Linked DNA regions of Homo sapiens: region 1 is linked to region 2. Evidence: read pairs that join two places in POLR2A ChIA-PET (ENCODE). Cell type or tissue: PC-9. All regions are shown on one strand. Each heading gives the region's core, and the rest is flanking DNA. Links, peaks and the distances in the headings are about the cores only. Region 1 overlaps KDM5B (lysine demethylase 5B). Region 2 has its middle 26 kb from the start of PCAT6.

Evidence for each region. ChIA-PET counts read pairs that join two places held together with the same protein. Peaks named below come from ENCODE experiments on the same cell type or tissue, not always from the same donor. Only the 100,000 strongest peaks of a DNase experiment are listed, where the experiment ranks them.
Region 1: POLR2A ChIA-PET joins it to region 2 with 24 read pairs; 6 of 35 experiments call an interaction of 5 or more read pairs at or near these places.

Annotation. Positions count from the first base shown.
Region 1 is chr1:202,776,995-202,785,330 of GRCh38, forward strand. KDM5B (lysine demethylase 5B) reads right to left here. Exons shown (of 27, transcript NM_006618.5): 2 at 23-100. Among named protein-coding and RNA genes, the nearest start is that of KDM5B, 27 kb to the right of the region's middle. In PC-9, for the core only: no CTCF peak of the experiment used is centred there; no DNase peak of the experiment used is centred there; H3K27ac peaks cover 362 bases.
Region 2 is chr1:202,832,715-202,841,050 of GRCh38, forward strand. No RefSeq gene overlaps it. Among named protein-coding and RNA genes, the nearest start is that of PCAT6, 26 kb to the left of the region's middle. RefSeq lists an enhancer at 6,034-6,582. In PC-9, for the core only: no CTCF peak of the experiment used is centred there; a DNase peak (open chromatin) is centred at 4,047; H3K4me3 peaks cover 628 bases; H3K27ac peaks cover 1,275 bases.

The DNA.
Region 1 (8,336 bases), core at 185-8,184, 56 kb before region 2:
AGAACAATAGTGAAGACATTACCTCCAATTCATTCAGTCTCTGGATACGTGGCGTAAAATGAAGTTTATCAACATCACATGCAAATGGTGGCTGCCAATCCTAGGAGAAAGCAAAGGCTCTTATTAGAATAACTTATAAGCATTTGACATTCAAAAATTTGTTTTAAAATTAAAACCCAGGTTAGGTAAATCTTATTCTAACCAATCAAACAAAATAGAACACAGAGTAGTGGTTTCTCAACCTTTTGTCCATGAGAGCAGCAAAATATGTATGAACACCCTTTCCCAAATAAATGATATATCACATATACACCTCTCCCCACAAACCTTCCCACTGAGCAATGTCATTGAGCCTGTAAAAAAAAAAAAAAAAAAAACACTCATTTAGGCAAAAGACACTTTGACTTCTGTATTACCATAGACATACCTCATTTTTTATATAACAGCTATATGTCTATAACTTTAAAAAACACATTTAACCTTCCAGTCACATTAACTTTTTTAATTTTTTTTTTTTGAGATAAGGTTTCACTCTGTTGCCCAGGCTTAAGTGCAGTGGTGTGATCACAGCTGGTGGAAACCTCTGCCTCCTGAGCTCAAGCGATCTTCCACCTCAGCCTCCCAAGTATCTGGGACCACAGGTGAACACTACCACACTCAGCTAATTGTTTAAGGTTTTTTTTAGAGACGAGGTGTAGGTACATGTATTGCCCAGATCAGTCTCGAACTCTACAGCTCCAATGATCCTCCCACCTTTGCCTCCCAAAGTGCTGAGATTACAAGTGTGAGCCACTGAGCCTGGCCCACCTTAACTTTTCTTATTAAATTGAGGGTAAATTCTACAGTGGTGTCAGGGGGAGAAAAACTGACATCCAAATCCAATTTTAAAAGTCATCCTTGGCCGGGCAAGGTGGCTCAACCTGTAATCCTAGCACTTTGGGAGGCCAAGGAGGGTGGATCACCTGAGGTCAGGAGTTCAAGACCAGCCTGACCAACATGGTGAAACCCTGTCTCTACTAAAACTACAAAAATTAGCCAGATGGGGTGGCAGGCGCCTGTAGTCCCAGCTACTCAGGAGGCTGAGACAGGAGAATCGCTGGAACACAAGAGGCAGAGGTTGCAGTGAGCCAAGATCGCGCCATTGCACTCCAACCTGGGCAACAGAGCAAGACTTCACCTCAAAAAAAAAAAAATTTGTCCTTAATATGTATACTCGTATAGACAACTGTTCTCTAGAGGAGAATTTTCCTATCATGGAAGAACTGCCATCATGAGGAAGTAATCAGACAATTAAATATATATATATACACACACACACATATATGTATGAATTGTTACCTACGAAGGGAGAAAACTGGAAATGAATGTCTACAACAAGAGAACAGCTAAAGGTATAAAAATGTGTTAATAGGTTTCAGTCTGGGATAATGATGAAAGGGTCTGGAGGTAGACAATGGTAATGGCTGTACAGCAATGTAAATGTACCCAATGCCACTGAACTGTATCCTTAAAAATGGTTACAAAGGCAAAAATTTAATGTTATGTACATTTTAATATTTTAATACAATGAAAAAAGCAAAAAAGGAAAAATGTACCCTGTAGCATAGATCTTTTATTTATTTATTTACTTATTTATTCACTTTTTGGAGACAGAGTTTCGCTCTGTCACCCAGGCTGGAGTACAATGACGTGACCTCAGCTCGCTGCAGCCTCTGCCTCCCGGGTTCAAGTGATTCTCCTGCCTCAGCCTCCCGAGTAGCTGGGATTACAGGCATGTGCCACCACACCCAGCTAATTTTGTATTTTTAGTAGAGGCGGGGTTTCACCATATTGGTCAGGCTGGTCTCAAACTCCTGACCTCATATGATCCGCCTGCCTCGGCCTCCCAAAGTGCCGGGATTACAAGTGTGAGCCACCGCACCCAGCCTAGATCTCTATTTACTAATGTGGGAAGATTTTCCCTATATATGTTAAGGGGTCGGGGGGCGGAACAGGCTTTACAGTAGAAAAATAAAACACTGGAAAGCTATCTAGAGCAAAAAGGCTCACAATAGTGGTTGTCCTTACTGGCAGGGTTATAGGTAATTTTACATCCTTGTTTGTTTTAAATATAATCCAAAATACATTAAATATTTATTAAATAATAAATGTATTATTTCAGATTGTGTGAATATATTAATGAGGAAATTCACAGCCTTTAAACTCAATTTTATACCAAGTTTATCCTAAGAGAACAATTCAACCGGCCAGGCGCGGTGACTCACGCCTGTAATCACATCACTTTGGGAGGATCATGAGGTCAGGAGATCAAGACCATCCTGGCTAACACAAAAAATTAGCCAGGCGTGGTGGCACGCGGCTGTAGTCCCAGCTACTCAGGAGGCTGAGGCAGGAAAATGGTGTGAACCCGGGAGGCGGAGTTTGCAGTGAGCTGAGATCCCGCCACTGCACTACAGCCTGGGTGACAGAGCGAGACTCCGTCTCAAAAAAAAAAAGAAAAAAAAGAAAACAATTCAACCAGAGTTGAATGGCCAGGCGCACTGGCTCACACCAGTAATCCCAGCACTCTGGGAGTCCGAGGCAAGCAGATCACCTGAGGTCAGGAGACCAGCCTGGCCAACATGGCAAAACCCCGTCTCTACTAAAAATACACAAAAAATTAGCCGGGTGTGGTGACACATGCCTGTAGTCCCAGCTACTCAGGAGTCTGAGGCAGGAGAATCACTTGAACCCAGGAGGTGGAGGTCGCAGTGAGCCAAGATCATGCCTTTGCACTCCAGCCTGGGCGACAGAGTCAGACTCCGTCTCAAAAATAAATAAATAAATAAATAAATAAATAAATAAATAAATAAAAAATAAAGGAAGAAAAAACAAAATACATGAATGAAATTAACTGCAGCATTACATTAGGAATGTACGATTATTATGGTATTACAATAACATTGAATATTATACAGCATTTAAAAGTGCTAGATTTATAAAGAGTTCATAACAATCAATAAGACAAAATAATAACTTACAGAAAAATGGGCAAATTGTATCAACAGCCAAAAGGGAAAAATGGCCAATCATAAGACTGGCACCCAACTTCACTCAAAATTCAAGAAATATACAAACTCTCATTGTTTTTAGCTATCAGATTAACAGCGCATGCCTTGTGACCCAGCAGTTTTGTTTATTTTTATTTTATTATTATTATTTTTTGAGATGGAGTCTCATGCTGTCACCCAGGCTGGAATGCAATGGCACAGTCTTCACTCACTGCAAGCAAGAATTGAACATCCCGGGTTCAAGCAATTCTCCTGCCTCAGTCTCCCAAGTAGCTGGGATTACAGGCATGTACCACCACCATGCCTGGCTAACTTTTGTATTTTTAGTAGAAACAGGGTTTCACCATGTTGGCCAGGCTGGTCTCGAACACCTGACCTCAAATGATCCACCTGCCTAAGCCTCCCAAAGTGCTGGGATTACAGGCGTGAGCCACTGCGCCTGGCCATGACCCAGCAATTTTCTGATAGGAATTTACAAATATCTATTACCACTCACAACACCTCAATATAGGCAAAAGGAAATTCACTGCAAAATTCCTTCAAGTTAAAATGTAAGTATCAGTAGAGAAAAAGCTAAATAAATGTTGGTATATCTACAACCAACAATAAAATACCACTCAGCTATAATAAAAAATATCTAGATATTCTAAATATGGAAAGATACCCAAGCATCAATGAGTAAAAAACTAGAACAAAAACATGTATTAGGTTGGTGCAAATGTAATTGCAGCTTTTGCCATTACTAAAAAAAAAAAAAAAAAATACATATATATGTGGCAAAAGCTGTAATTTTGCCATTACCTACATATACATATGACAAAAACCACAATTACGTTTGCGCCAACCTAATAACATTGTGTTGAATTTTACATATGCAGATTTTAAATAATATCACAATAATAAGGAGAAAAGAGGCTTTTTTAACATTTCAAATTTGTGCTGTTGGAACTTATCATTATAGACTGCTTTTAGTTTAGAATAAAAATGACGGCCAGGCACAGTGGCTCATGCCTATAATCTCAGCACTTTGGGCTGCAGCAGCAGGAGGATCACTTGAAGCTAGCAGTTTGAGACCAGTCTCTATCCGTCTCTACCAAAAAATGTAAAAATTAGGCATAGTGGTGCAAACCTGTAGTCCTACCTACTCAGGAGGCTAAGGCAGGAGGATGACTTAAGCCCAGGGGGCTTAAGTTTACAGTGAGCTATGATTGTGCCACTGCACTCCTGCTTGGGCAACAGAGCACGAACCTAGCTCTAAAATAAATACATAAATGAAATTTTGTTTTGTTTTAGTGATAACAAAGACTTCAATAAAAATGCCCGCCGGTGATGCATGATAAAATGTTAAGCTAAAAAGCAAAGGTAATTATCGGTAAGGCCTTCAAATGTTTAACATAGTTGTACTGCCTTTTTATGGTTAATGTTTTAAATGTCAGTTAAAAAATACTATACTTTGTTAAAGTTAAAAAATACCTCCATCCCAAGTGAAAAAGATTAAAGTCTGATTTATTTTTGTTTAGCTCAATAACTAAAAGCCAAAGTAATGTGTTTAATTTATACAGAACACATCCTAGCAAAAGGAAATCACACTGCTTCTTGATATTCTATGGTAGGCTAACAGGAAGCCTTTATATTGCTCAGAGCTTTGCTTCCAGTGTGTTATAAAAGCTGTTGGTTTTCAGAAATGAATTGATCTGGGTTAAGCTGAGATCAAAAGCATATGAAAAATAATGTGTCAGAATATAGAAGTAAATGTTCAAATATTTAGTCTTAACATACTTTCAAAATGGCCTGAAAATTTTAACAACTAAGACTTACAGGTGATATATAATGTTATTCCCTGATTGATCAGATAATGTACCTTCTAATACCAAAACACAATTATAAAGATATTTGATGTTCTCAAAAGCCTGTATATTAAAGTTTTACAAATTAAAATGAGCTTCTATGTATGAATATATACACAATATACTTATTTTAGCATAAAGCTAAAATGAATCCTGAAAATGATTCATCAAATGGAAATTAGTACATATCTGTCAATAAGGATGCTCATACAGTGGGTATAAATATGTTTAAAACTAAAGAAATAGTTTGAGAAGATCATTTTTGCATGAAAAATGGATCACTACAAACTCTGTCATCTCTTCTGGTTATAAAGAATGAGAGAAGAGATAAATGTCATTCAGTTTTGGGACATTCACTGTCAGCTGCAAAACTAGACTCCAATAAAAAAATTAAATTTATTTGTAATGTTCACTATCATACGGAACTAAAATACCTTTGGCAAAGTCTGACCTCAATGGGACACGAATTTTTTTTTCTTTTCATTTTAAGTAGAGATGAGGTCTCGCTATGTTGCCCAGGCTGGTCTGGAACTCCTGGGCTCAAGCAATCCTCACACCTAGGCCTCCCAAAGTGCCAGGATTACAGGTGTGAGGCATGGCAGAAGCCAAGCCATGACTTTTAAATGGGGGGTAGGGGAAGCCATTATGAAAGGTAAATACAACAGATCATAATAAAGCTTCTAAGGTGAAAATTTTGAAAAATAATCCTCAAATTATGTAGTCAAATAAATAATCCAAATCCCCACTTAGAAACATTGCGATAATGTTTAACTTGATGCTTAAGTGTCTAAAAGGAATATAATGTAAGCTGGCCAAAAAGTAAAACTTGTACTCCCTATCAATAAAACTGATCATAAATCACTTTTTCTAACATAAAACAGCCTTTTCATACTAACTAGATGTAATAAGAATTTGCAGATTACATGCAGTTCCATATAAATTCCTCACTGAGATTATTTTAATTTCCTTTACTTTCAAAACTTGAAAGTAAGCCAGGTGTAGTGGGGTTCACACTTTGCGAGGCCAAAAGGGGGAGGACTGCTTGAGCCTGGGAGCTCAAGACCAACCTGGGTGCTGAGTGTGATGGCTCATGCCTGTAATCACAGCACTTTCGGAGGCCAAGGCAGGAGGATCACCTGATGTCAGGAGTTTGAATCCAGCCTGGCCAACATGGCGAAATCCCATCTCTAATAAAAATACAAAAATTAGCCGGACATGGTGGCGCATGCCTGATAAAATACCTCTCTCATTCTTTATAACCAGCTACTCAGGAGGCTGAGACAGGAGAATCACTTGAACCCAGGAGGCGGAGGTGGCAGTGAGTGGAGATTGCGCCATTGCACTCCAGCCTGGGTGACAGAGCAAGACTCTGTCTAACAAGAAAAGAAGAGAAGAGAAAAGAGAAGAGACCAGCCCAGACTCGGAAACATATTGAGGCTCTGTCTCTACAAAAAAAAAATTAAGTTAGCCAGGCATGGTGGCATGCACCTGTAGTCCCAGCTAATCAGGAGGCTGGGGTGGGAGGATTAATTGAATCCAGGAGGTCAATCCTGTAGTGAGCCACGATCATGCTACTGCACTGCAGCCTGGGCGACAGAGCAAGACTGTCTCAAAAAAAAACAAAAACAAACAAAAAAACTTGAAAATAGTTTTATTTTAACCCTTACAAGATAAAGTACAAGAACCTTATTATTTAAAAGTTCAGGCCGGGTGCAGTGGCTCACGCCTGTAATCCCAGCACTTCGGGAGGCCGAGGCAGGCGGATCATGAGGTCAGGAGATCAAGACCATCCTGGCTAACACGGTGAAACCCCATCTCTACTAAAAAAAAATACAAAAAATTAGCCAGGCGTGGTGGCGGGCGCCTGTAGTCCCAGCTACTCAGGAGACTGAGGTAGGAGAATGGTGTGAACCCGGGAGGCGGAGCTTGCAGTGAGCCAAGATCACACCACTGCACTCCAGACTGGGGACAGAGCGAGACTCTGTCTCAAAAAAAAAAAGAAGTTGAATTAGTTTCCTTAGGACTCAAAAATGTATTCCTTAGGAAGGCAATTAAGTAGAAAGTTGAAGCTTCAAAATCCTCAGAGGCCTGAGAAACATCAGGTAAACATTTTCCTCAGTGCCAGCATTAACTTAACAACAACTAAAAGCAGATTTAACTGAGAGAAATGTTTAAAAAATAAAGTCAACCACTGTGAGAACAACTTTCAAAAGATGCTGAAGATTTTTCCAAAAAATGCCAGGAAAATTCACTCTGTAGAGGATGTGCTATTAACATCCACATATTTAATATATTAGAATACTGTTTTTATCCTTCTAATTATAGAAAGGCTGTCATTTTGAGATCTGATAATTAGCAAAATGAAAAAGTATATGCTCTACAGAGGCTACGAAAGTTGGCTCTAACTCCCTGCAGACAAAACCAATTAGAAATCAGTGTCACAAAAGCACATTCTTGTTAGTTTACCAAGAATAACATCAACTAAGGACCAAAGCATTGTTTTAATTGTATATGTTCTATGAAACCCAGTCATCATAGAATAAATGCACTTGCAAGTTAGCAAATCTTTCAGGTGAGGATGACAAAATTTAACTTTAATATAAAGATCAGAATAACAGATATATGAAACATAAAAGACCACTTTCTCATCAAATGAATGGTTTCAGGTCAGTAATATGCCCTTAAAACACCTGCACAAATGCAAAAGGTAGAACTAGGTCTATCACAACCATTATAAACTCCTATAAAAGACAAGCAGAGTTAACTATTTATGAGCCCCTGATGGAGTCTAATTGCCACTCACTGATAGGTGTCTATCAGAAAAGTTTTGTACGACAAAGAATTGCATTCAAAGTCTTCCAAACAGGGCCAGGAACGGTGGCTCATGCCAGTAATCCCAGCACTTTGGGAGGCCCAGACAGGCCTTGAGGCCAGGAGTTCAAGACCAGCCAGGCCAATGTGGCAAAACCAAGTCTCTACAAAAAATACAAAAATTGGCCGGGCATTGTGGCGCACACCTGTCATCCTAGCTACTCAGGAGGTTGAGGCATGATAATTGCTTGAACCTGGGAGGCAAAGACTGCACTCCAGCCTAGATGACAAAGTGAGAGCCTGTCTCAAAAAAAAAAAAAAAAAGTACAGACTACCTTTTAGGACTGTGGTGAGAACTGATTTTACAAATATAAAGGTTTTTTCATTAAATTGTAAAGTAAAAGTAACAATTATAATTATGTTAAGTTCTGACCACTGAAATATGAATCTTCCTATACAAAAAGCGCTGCAACCTCAACTTTCAAGGAGCATCTGACCTCTAAACCTTACTTACCTTTAAGGACCTTATCCTTCCAGCCTAACCCTAGCTGGCATGTAACTGTCAACTAGCACATTTTATCATAGCCACTTTAACACAGGTTAAAGGCCTCCTCTGTATTTCTCCATT
Region 2 (8,336 bases), core at 183-8,182:
AGAAGTTGGAAATTTCAATTTTTATGTTAGACCTCTCAATTTTCTGAATGCTGGCAACTAATTCAGAATGTTATCAACAGATGGTTTTAACACAATGGCCAGGTGCAGTGGCTCACACCTTTAAATCCCAGTGCTTTGGGAGGCTGAGGTGGGAGGATTGCTTGAGCCCGGAGTTCAAGACTAGCCTGGGTAACAGAGTGAGACCCCCCACCTCTACAAAACAAAAACAAAAACAAAACAGAATCATCATCAACAACAAAACAACAAAAAAACACTACGAGCCACTGTTTTGCTCTGTTCCGGGGAGGCTTTCTCGAGTTAACAGTTTTGCCTCAGGTTACCAAGTACTTGATTGGGTTACAACTTCCTGGAAATCATTTTTAGCTTCAGAAGCACTGGTCCCCTAAACGGATTCCTGGGACATACCCCTATCTCTGTCAGTAACACTAAGCCCCTTTGAGCGTGTATTACTCTGCAGATGGCCGAATCGATCTGTTGTTGATTCTATTAACTCCACTTTCAGAGGTTGGCATTTTCCTCGTACTGACCCACCCACCCTATTTGAGGCTTAACATTGTTTAGGACGAGCCAGCAGATGATTTACAATGAGTGTTATTATTCAAAAGAAAGTCCTATATTTGCTACAGACTGGGTGTGGTATCAAAGGTTGGAGGGGCCTGGAGTTTAGGGTGGAGTTCGGGCCAGGTCCTGGCCAAGCCCTCACATGCGGGCAATGTGAGTTCAAGTCATACACAACCAAGTGGGCATGCCATGTCCCCCAGATAGGCCTCCTTTTTGTGTGCTGGGTCGTGGGTTTCACCTTGAAGAAGGTGAATGGTGAGCATAGACAATGAGGGAAGTTATTATGGGGTTGGCAGGGGAAATGCAGTTAGGAAAGAAAGGAACATAGGTCACCACATAGTCCCAGGGGCTCTGGTGATAAGTTCTGAGAATGCCACCCTTCCTGGGCCCTCTTCTCCTTAAAGGTAACGCCAGGAAGGGAGGGGGTTTATTGCCTGACTGAGCCTTACTGGCCTCCCATCCCCCAAACCTTCTTCTCTGGGACATTCTTTTTTCCCTAAAGTGGAGGCCTTGCCTTCTGTTGAAGTGAGGGTTAGGGCAGGGGAAGACAAGAAAGTCAGCTTGATAAAACTTGCTGGCCAGGCATGGTGGCTCATGCCTGTAATCCCAGCACTTTGGGAGGCCGAGGTGGGTGGATCATCTGAGGTCAGGAGTTTGAGACCAGCCTGGCCAACATGGCGAAACCCCATCTCTACTAAAAATACCAAATAAATTAGCTGGGCATGGTGGTGGGCAACTGTAATCCCAGCTACTCGGGAGGCTGAGGCAGGAGAATCACTTGAACCCAGGAGGCGGAGGTTGCAGTGAGCTGAGATCACGCCATTACACACCAGCATGGGTGACAGGAGCAAAACTCTCTCTCAAAAAAAGCAAAAACAAAAACAAAAAAAAAACAAAAATAAAACACAACATGCCTTAATTTTCCTTGGGGGAAGTGAACTCTACAAGGAGATCAGCCTTGGTTACCAGAAAGCAAGATGCTTCTCTGAGCATAAATGCTGCTGTTGTCCTCCTCCAACTCCTTGCTTGGATTTTTTGGGACAGGTGAGATGCGGAGGTTAAGGGGCCTTGGGCTTGGGTCTGATTTCTGGTTCACTCTAGGCCCTGGTCTCTTCATAAACACTTTCCTCCAAATCTTCATTCCATGCCCTGCCAACCTCATTCTGGCCTCTCACAAGCTGGACACCGTCTTACAAAAAGCTCAAGGAATTAAGATTCTGTTTTTGGGAAAGAGGAAAGGTGACATCCTCAAGTTAAGGAAATGTTGCTTAAGAGGATTTTTGGAGAGTTGAATAAAAGTGAAGGGGCTTTCTAACAAGGAGGTTAAAACCATGGCTTTTGGAGTCTGAAAGGGTTCAAAGTTTACCTGTCATTTACTAGCTGAGTGACTTTGGGAAGTTACTTTAACTTCTGGACCCCATTTTCTCATCTGGTAAAATGGGGTTACGAATACAGGCTCTGAGGATTAAGAGGTGAGAAGTACAATGAATACTTAGAACATTGCTTGGTACTTAGCACTGAAAAATGCTAGCCATCGCTAGTTTTACCAAAGAAAAAAGGAGAAAAGATGATGTGGTTCCTGGCAGGTGTTCGGTGGCTCCCTGACACCCACATTCTCCGCACCCTGCCCGGAACCTCCTCCCTCCTTGTCTGCATTAGTAATCCCTGCCTCCTCTGCAGGAGCCAGCTCAGCGGCCCCTCCTCTGAGCTCCCAGGGCACCTTGAGTTGGATTTGTCTGGACATTGGGTTCCTGTTTTACCTCCAAATCCACTGCTAGAGCTCAGTGGATGTTTGTTGAATTAGTGAATAATCCCTTGCTTTTGTATGTCACTTCAGTTCATAAAGCTCATAGGAATACATTATCTGATTTAATCTTCAGAAGCACACTGCAGGGAAGATCCTGTTTTATGGATTAAAAATATACATATATGAGAGACCGGTTACCTGGAGTCTGCATGGTTCATGCAGATTGCGACAACCTAGACCCTGCCTGAGGTACAGCTCCTGGGTCACCTCATGCAACCAAAGGTGGGCGTCTCGGGGAGGTTCCCACCAGCGCAGGGAGGTGGCTTCTGAGCAACCTCACTAAAGTCTCCACCAAATTGCCAGCAGGGCCCAGGCCTTTCCCTGACTGTCCCAGCTCTCTCAATGCAATGAATCTGGGAAACCCAAACATCCTGCCCCTCTTACCCCATCAGACCTGCCCTTCCAGGGATATGGCTTTCCCTCACCCAGGGAAAAGGCTGAGGGGGCCTCAGGCTGCTGTGGGGGACATGGGTGTCCTCCTTTCTTGGTGACCAGCAATTTGACTTTGGCCAGTGTGAAGAGTGGGGCTCTGATGGGGGTGTGGGAGGAGGAAATGAAGTGGGAGCACAGCCCGCCCCCATCCTCTTTGCAGCCTCTGGGGTTCCCCTCAGGTCTGTCTGGCAGCTGTCTTCCCCACTGACCTCTTTTCCTCCCTCTGTGCTGGCCACATCCTTCCTTTATCAAAAGCAGCTGCTTTGGGTTCTCCTGAATTGCCTTTTAGGTGAAAGGCATTTGTGTTTCTTGGTAGCTGGTTCCTGCTGAGTAAGGCGGGACAGGCTCTGGCTTCCCAGGTGAGACTGGAGAGGCCAAGGCAATCCTTCACTCCTGGAGAGCTGGGGAGGAGCCCACACCACTGGGGCAATTGAGACCCCGTCCCCTCCCCTCCCCTCCCCTCCACTCCACTCCACTCCCTTCCCCTCTCTCCATCTCCAGGACCCAGCAGCAACCCTTTTTACTCCAGGTTTCTCATTCATCCAAACATTTACTGAGCTCCTGAGTGCTAAGCACCTGAGAGGAGGGTCTCAGTGTCAGTGTCACCTCCTCCACGAAGCTTTGGAGCTCTCCCTGGGAATAAGTAAGCTCTTCTCTGGTTATTATAGTTCAAAGGAAGGTGCACAGACGGTGGTGCCACTCAAACTTGGGTTTTAATTCCAGCGCTATTTACTAGCTGAGAGATTTTATGTTATTTAACCTCTCTGAGCCAGTCTCTCCACCTATGAAACAGGGATTCCAGCTAGCACACAGGGTTGGCACTGGGGCTAAAGGGAGTTCTCCATGTAAGGCAAATGAGAGACACTTGGAGGGCATCAGCTCAACTCTCCCTCTCCAGGAGATGGAGGTGCCTAGCCTTCAGCATTTGTCAAGCCTGGCACCCTCTTTCACCCCATCACATCCTTCCATGGGGGACCACAGGCTTCAGCCCATTCCAAGGGCCTCTGTTGCTCCTGCTGACGTATCCCTAGGGGCTCCAGGGCAATTGCACACTCAGCCCTGGTCTTTGGGCTGCCCCCTCACCAGGTCTGGGCTCCTTCTTTGTTAGGAAGCTTCAGACAGGCTCAGGCAGGCAGGACATTTCCACTGTTGCCAGCCCTGCCCCAGGTAGGTGGGGAGGAGCAGATTTCTCCCACCCAGTGGCCTCAGGGCATAGTTCTCCCTTTTCTGGTTAGGCTACTTTAGGAGCCCTGTGCATGCAAGGAGCAATATTGTTATCCATGAGGGCTAAGAAATGGGGCAGAGAGACCATCCAGGCTCTCTGGGTCCCCTACAGGCATCATCACTTCCCTTGGGTGTGGTGGTGTCTCTCTGGTAGGAGAAAGAGCAAGAGGTGGGGCAGAGGTGTGGTCTGGATATGTAATTTCAGACATCTGACCTTCAATTGGAATAAGGATTCCAACTGTCTTTATCTGTAAAACGGAGGTAATATCTTCACAAGGTTACTGTGGCAATCAAATGAGACTAATGTGTGGGAGGGTTCAGAACTGTAAGGCAAGAAATCCATCACAGGACATTGCCCAATTTAAAGTCCTTCCATGGCTTCCCCATAGCTTTTGGGGTACAAACATGTTTACCACAGCCTCCACCCAGCTCACTAACCTCATCTCCCACCATCTGACCCACATGGTTCTTGAAGCTGAGCTCATGCCTGCTCTGGGTCTCCTGCATGCGCTACTTCCTGGTCCGGACTTCCTCCATCTAACCAACTACTCATCATCAGCTTTTTAATCTTTCTCAGAGAAGCCTTCCCCGACTCTTCACACAAGGCCAGGGCTGCTTGTTACTTGCCCTCTTCGGACCTTCATTTTTGCACACTTACAACGAGTTGTGTGACTGTCCAAGGTCTGCATCCGCCCACCTCTGTTCCCTGAATGTGGGCTTCCTGAGGATAGGTACTGAGCAGCATGCCGACAGTATCTCCAGGCTTTGCAGGGCATTTAGCACACGGTAGACATTTTATTTGTTGAAAGAAAAAAGCAGCCGGGCGCGGTGGCTCATGCCTGTAATCCCAGAACTTTGGGAGGTTGAGGTGGGTGGATCATGAGGTCAGGAGTTTGAGACCAGCCTGACCAACATGGTGAAACCCCATCTCTACTAAAAATACAAAAATTGGCGGGCATGGTGGGGCACGCCTGTAATCCCAGCTACTCAGGAGCCTGAGGCAGGGGAATAGCTTGAACCCGGAAGACAGAGGTTACAGTGAGCAGAGATCATGCCACTGCACTCCAGACTGGGGGACAGAGCGAGACTCTGTCTCAAAAAAAAGGAAAAAAAAGAAAAGAAAAAGGCTACTGATTCAGAGGCAGCTCCGCCCCCAGGCCCCCAGGCTCTTCATCCACTCTCCTTAGCCTGAAATTTGTGGCATTCACAGTCCTCCCCAACTCCACTAGACTCAGCAACTGCTCTTAGTCCAGCAGAGGAATCAGGAGCTGACTTTCCTCCTTGCTCCTCCCTATCAAAACTCAAAATTCTGGTCACTTGCAACTTCCTTCTTGACTCCCTTTCATGAGACCAGAGAACGCATGGCCTGTTTACCATGTCACCTCAGTTTCTAGTTTGGGGCTGTTGTGTAGATGGATCACTTGCCTATTAGTAAACCTCCTGAGGATGGCTCCCATCCCTCCCTGTTAGGCAAAGAGCAGAGCCTCTCGAATCCAAAGGCTTGAGCACAGGTCCAAGTCCAGCACTGTCCCAGTTGTTAAGGCTTTGGACAGATCAATTACTGAACCAGTTTCCTCATCAGTAAAATAGAATACCATTTCACAGAAGGGTGGAAATCAGGAGGTACACAAATTACGGTGTTCGACACTGCTAAGCACTCTATCTGTGCAGCGCAATGTGATAGACTCTACTTCATTTTCCATGTAGGGTAACTGAGGCATGGAGGGGTTACACAGGCGGCTCGCTCACACCACCATTAAAGTAGTCTGAACTCAGGCAAGCTCCCCCAGGAGACCCAAGCCCTTTCCTAACTGCCAGACTTGCTCTGTTCCCTTAAAGTCAGGGGCAGAAAAGGTGCTCAGCAGTTTCAGGTTATTTTGATTCAAATTTGGCTGGGTGTGGTGGCTCACGCCTGTAATCCCAGCACTTTGGGAGGCAGAGGTGGGTGGATCACAAGGTCAGGAGATTGAGACCATCCTGGCTAACAAGGTGAAACCCCGCCTCTGCTAAAAATACAAAAAATTAGCCAGGCGTGGTGGCGGGCGCCTGTAGTCCCGGCTACTCAGGAGGCTGAGGCAGGAGAATGGCGTGAACCCGGGAGGCGGAGCTTGCAGTGAGCCAAGATCGCGCCACTGCACTCCAGCCTGGGCGACAGAGCGAGACTCCGTCTCAAAAACAAACAAACAAACAAACAAACAAAAAAACAAATTCACCAAGGCAGCTAGGGAGGTTTGTTTCCTGGAGCTCACTTGGAGCTTGTAGAAGTACGTGCTGATGTCACAAACAGGGATGTAGAAACTTTAGAGATTCCCCTTCTCCCTCCTGTATTAACAAGTGAACTAGCTGGGCGTGGTGGCTCATGCCTGTAATCCCAGCACTTTGGGAGGCCGAGGCAGGCGGGTCACAAGGTCAGGAGTTCAAGACCACCCTGGCCAATATGGTGAAACCCCATCTCTACTAAAAATATAAAAATCAGCTGGGCGTGGCGGCGGGCACCTGTAATCTCAGCTACTTGGGAGGCTGAGGCAGGAGAATCACTTGAACCCGGGAGGTAGAGGTTGCAGTGAGCTGAGATCGTACCACTGCACTCCAGCCTGGGTAACAGAGTGAGACTCCTAAAAAATAATAATAATAAAATAAAATAAAACAAATGAACTCCCACCTTGTTCTTGCAAGGGAGGACAAGAAATTACAGTGTAATGATGAGACAAGAAGAAATTACTATGTTCAAAAGAGGTGAAGGAACTTGAGTCCCTAACACTATTTCACTATTACAAATTTTTTTTTTTTTTCTGAGACGGAGTCTCGCTCTGTCGCCCAGGCTGGAGTGCAGTGGCGCTATCTAGGCTCACTGCAAGCTCCGCCTCCCGGGTTCACGCCATTCTCCTGCCTCAGCCTCCGAGTAGCTGGGACTACAGGTGCCTGCCACCACGCCCAGCTATTTTTTGTATTTTTAGTAGAGACGGGGTTTCACTGTGTTAGCCAGGATGGTCTCAATCTCCTGACCTCATGATCCACCTGCCTCGGCCTCCCAAAGTGCAGGGATTACAGGTGTGAGCCACCGCACCCAGCCTGATTTCAAATTTCTTAACCTCGGCAAGTTAGCAATTTTTTTCTTTTTTTTTCTTTTGAGACATAGTTTCACTCTTGTCGCCCAGGCTGGAGTGCAGTGGCCCAATCTTGGCTCATTGCAACCTCCACCTCCCGGGTTCAAGCTACTCTCCTGCCTCAGCCTCCCAAGTAGCTAGGATTACAGGCATGTGCCACCACGCCCAGCTAATTTTCTATTTTTAGTAGAGACGGGGTTTTGCCACATTGGCCAGGCTGGTTTCGAATTCCTGACCTCTGATAATCTGCCTGCCTTGGCCTCCCAGAGTGCTGGGATTACAGGTGTGAGCCACTGTGCCTGGTCATTTCTTCATTTTTTAAAGCTATATTTTGTTTGGGCTATGAATGTCAGAATGAGGAACCTTTTTTTTTTTTTTTTTTGAGACGGAGTTTCGTTCTTGTTGCCCAGGCTGGAGTGCAACGGCATGATCTCGGCTCACTGCAACCTCGGCCTCCCGGGTTCAAGCGATTCTCTTGCCTCAGCCTCCCGAGTAGCCGGGATTACAGGCATGTGCCACCACGTCCGGCTATTTTGGTATTTTCAGTAGAGATGGGGTTTCTCCGTGTTGGTCAGGCTGGCCTCGAACTCCTGACCTCAGGTAATCCACCCGCCTCGGCTTCCCAAAGTGCTGGGATTATAGGCATGAGCCACTGTGCCCGGCCGAGCAAACTTTTTTAAAGCTATATTTTGTTTGGGCCATGAATGTCAGATCGAGGAACCTTTCTTAAAACATGCACCAACACAGTTTTACTGCATTCTTGTTTCCTTAAATGTCTGAGGCTCCTAGGGCAGTGGTTCTCAACTCTGGCCGCACATTCGCCTCACGTAGGAAGATTTTTACTTACTTATTTATTAATTAATTTTTTTTTTTGAGACAGAGTCTCGCTCTGTCACCCAGGCTGGAGGGCAATGGTCTGATCACTGATCACTGCAGCCTCAACTTCCCAGGCTCAAGCGATCCTCCCGCCTCAGCCTCTTGAGTACCTAGGACTACAGGTAAGCATCACTATGCCCAGCTAATTTCTTATATTTTGTGTAGAGATGGTATCTCACTATGTGGCCCAGGCTGGTCTCAAACTCCTGGGCCCAAGTGATTCTCTCCCGCCTTGGCCTCTCAGTGTTGGGATTACAGGTGTGAGCAACTGCACCAGCCTAGGCTGATGGAAATGTTCTGAACATGTT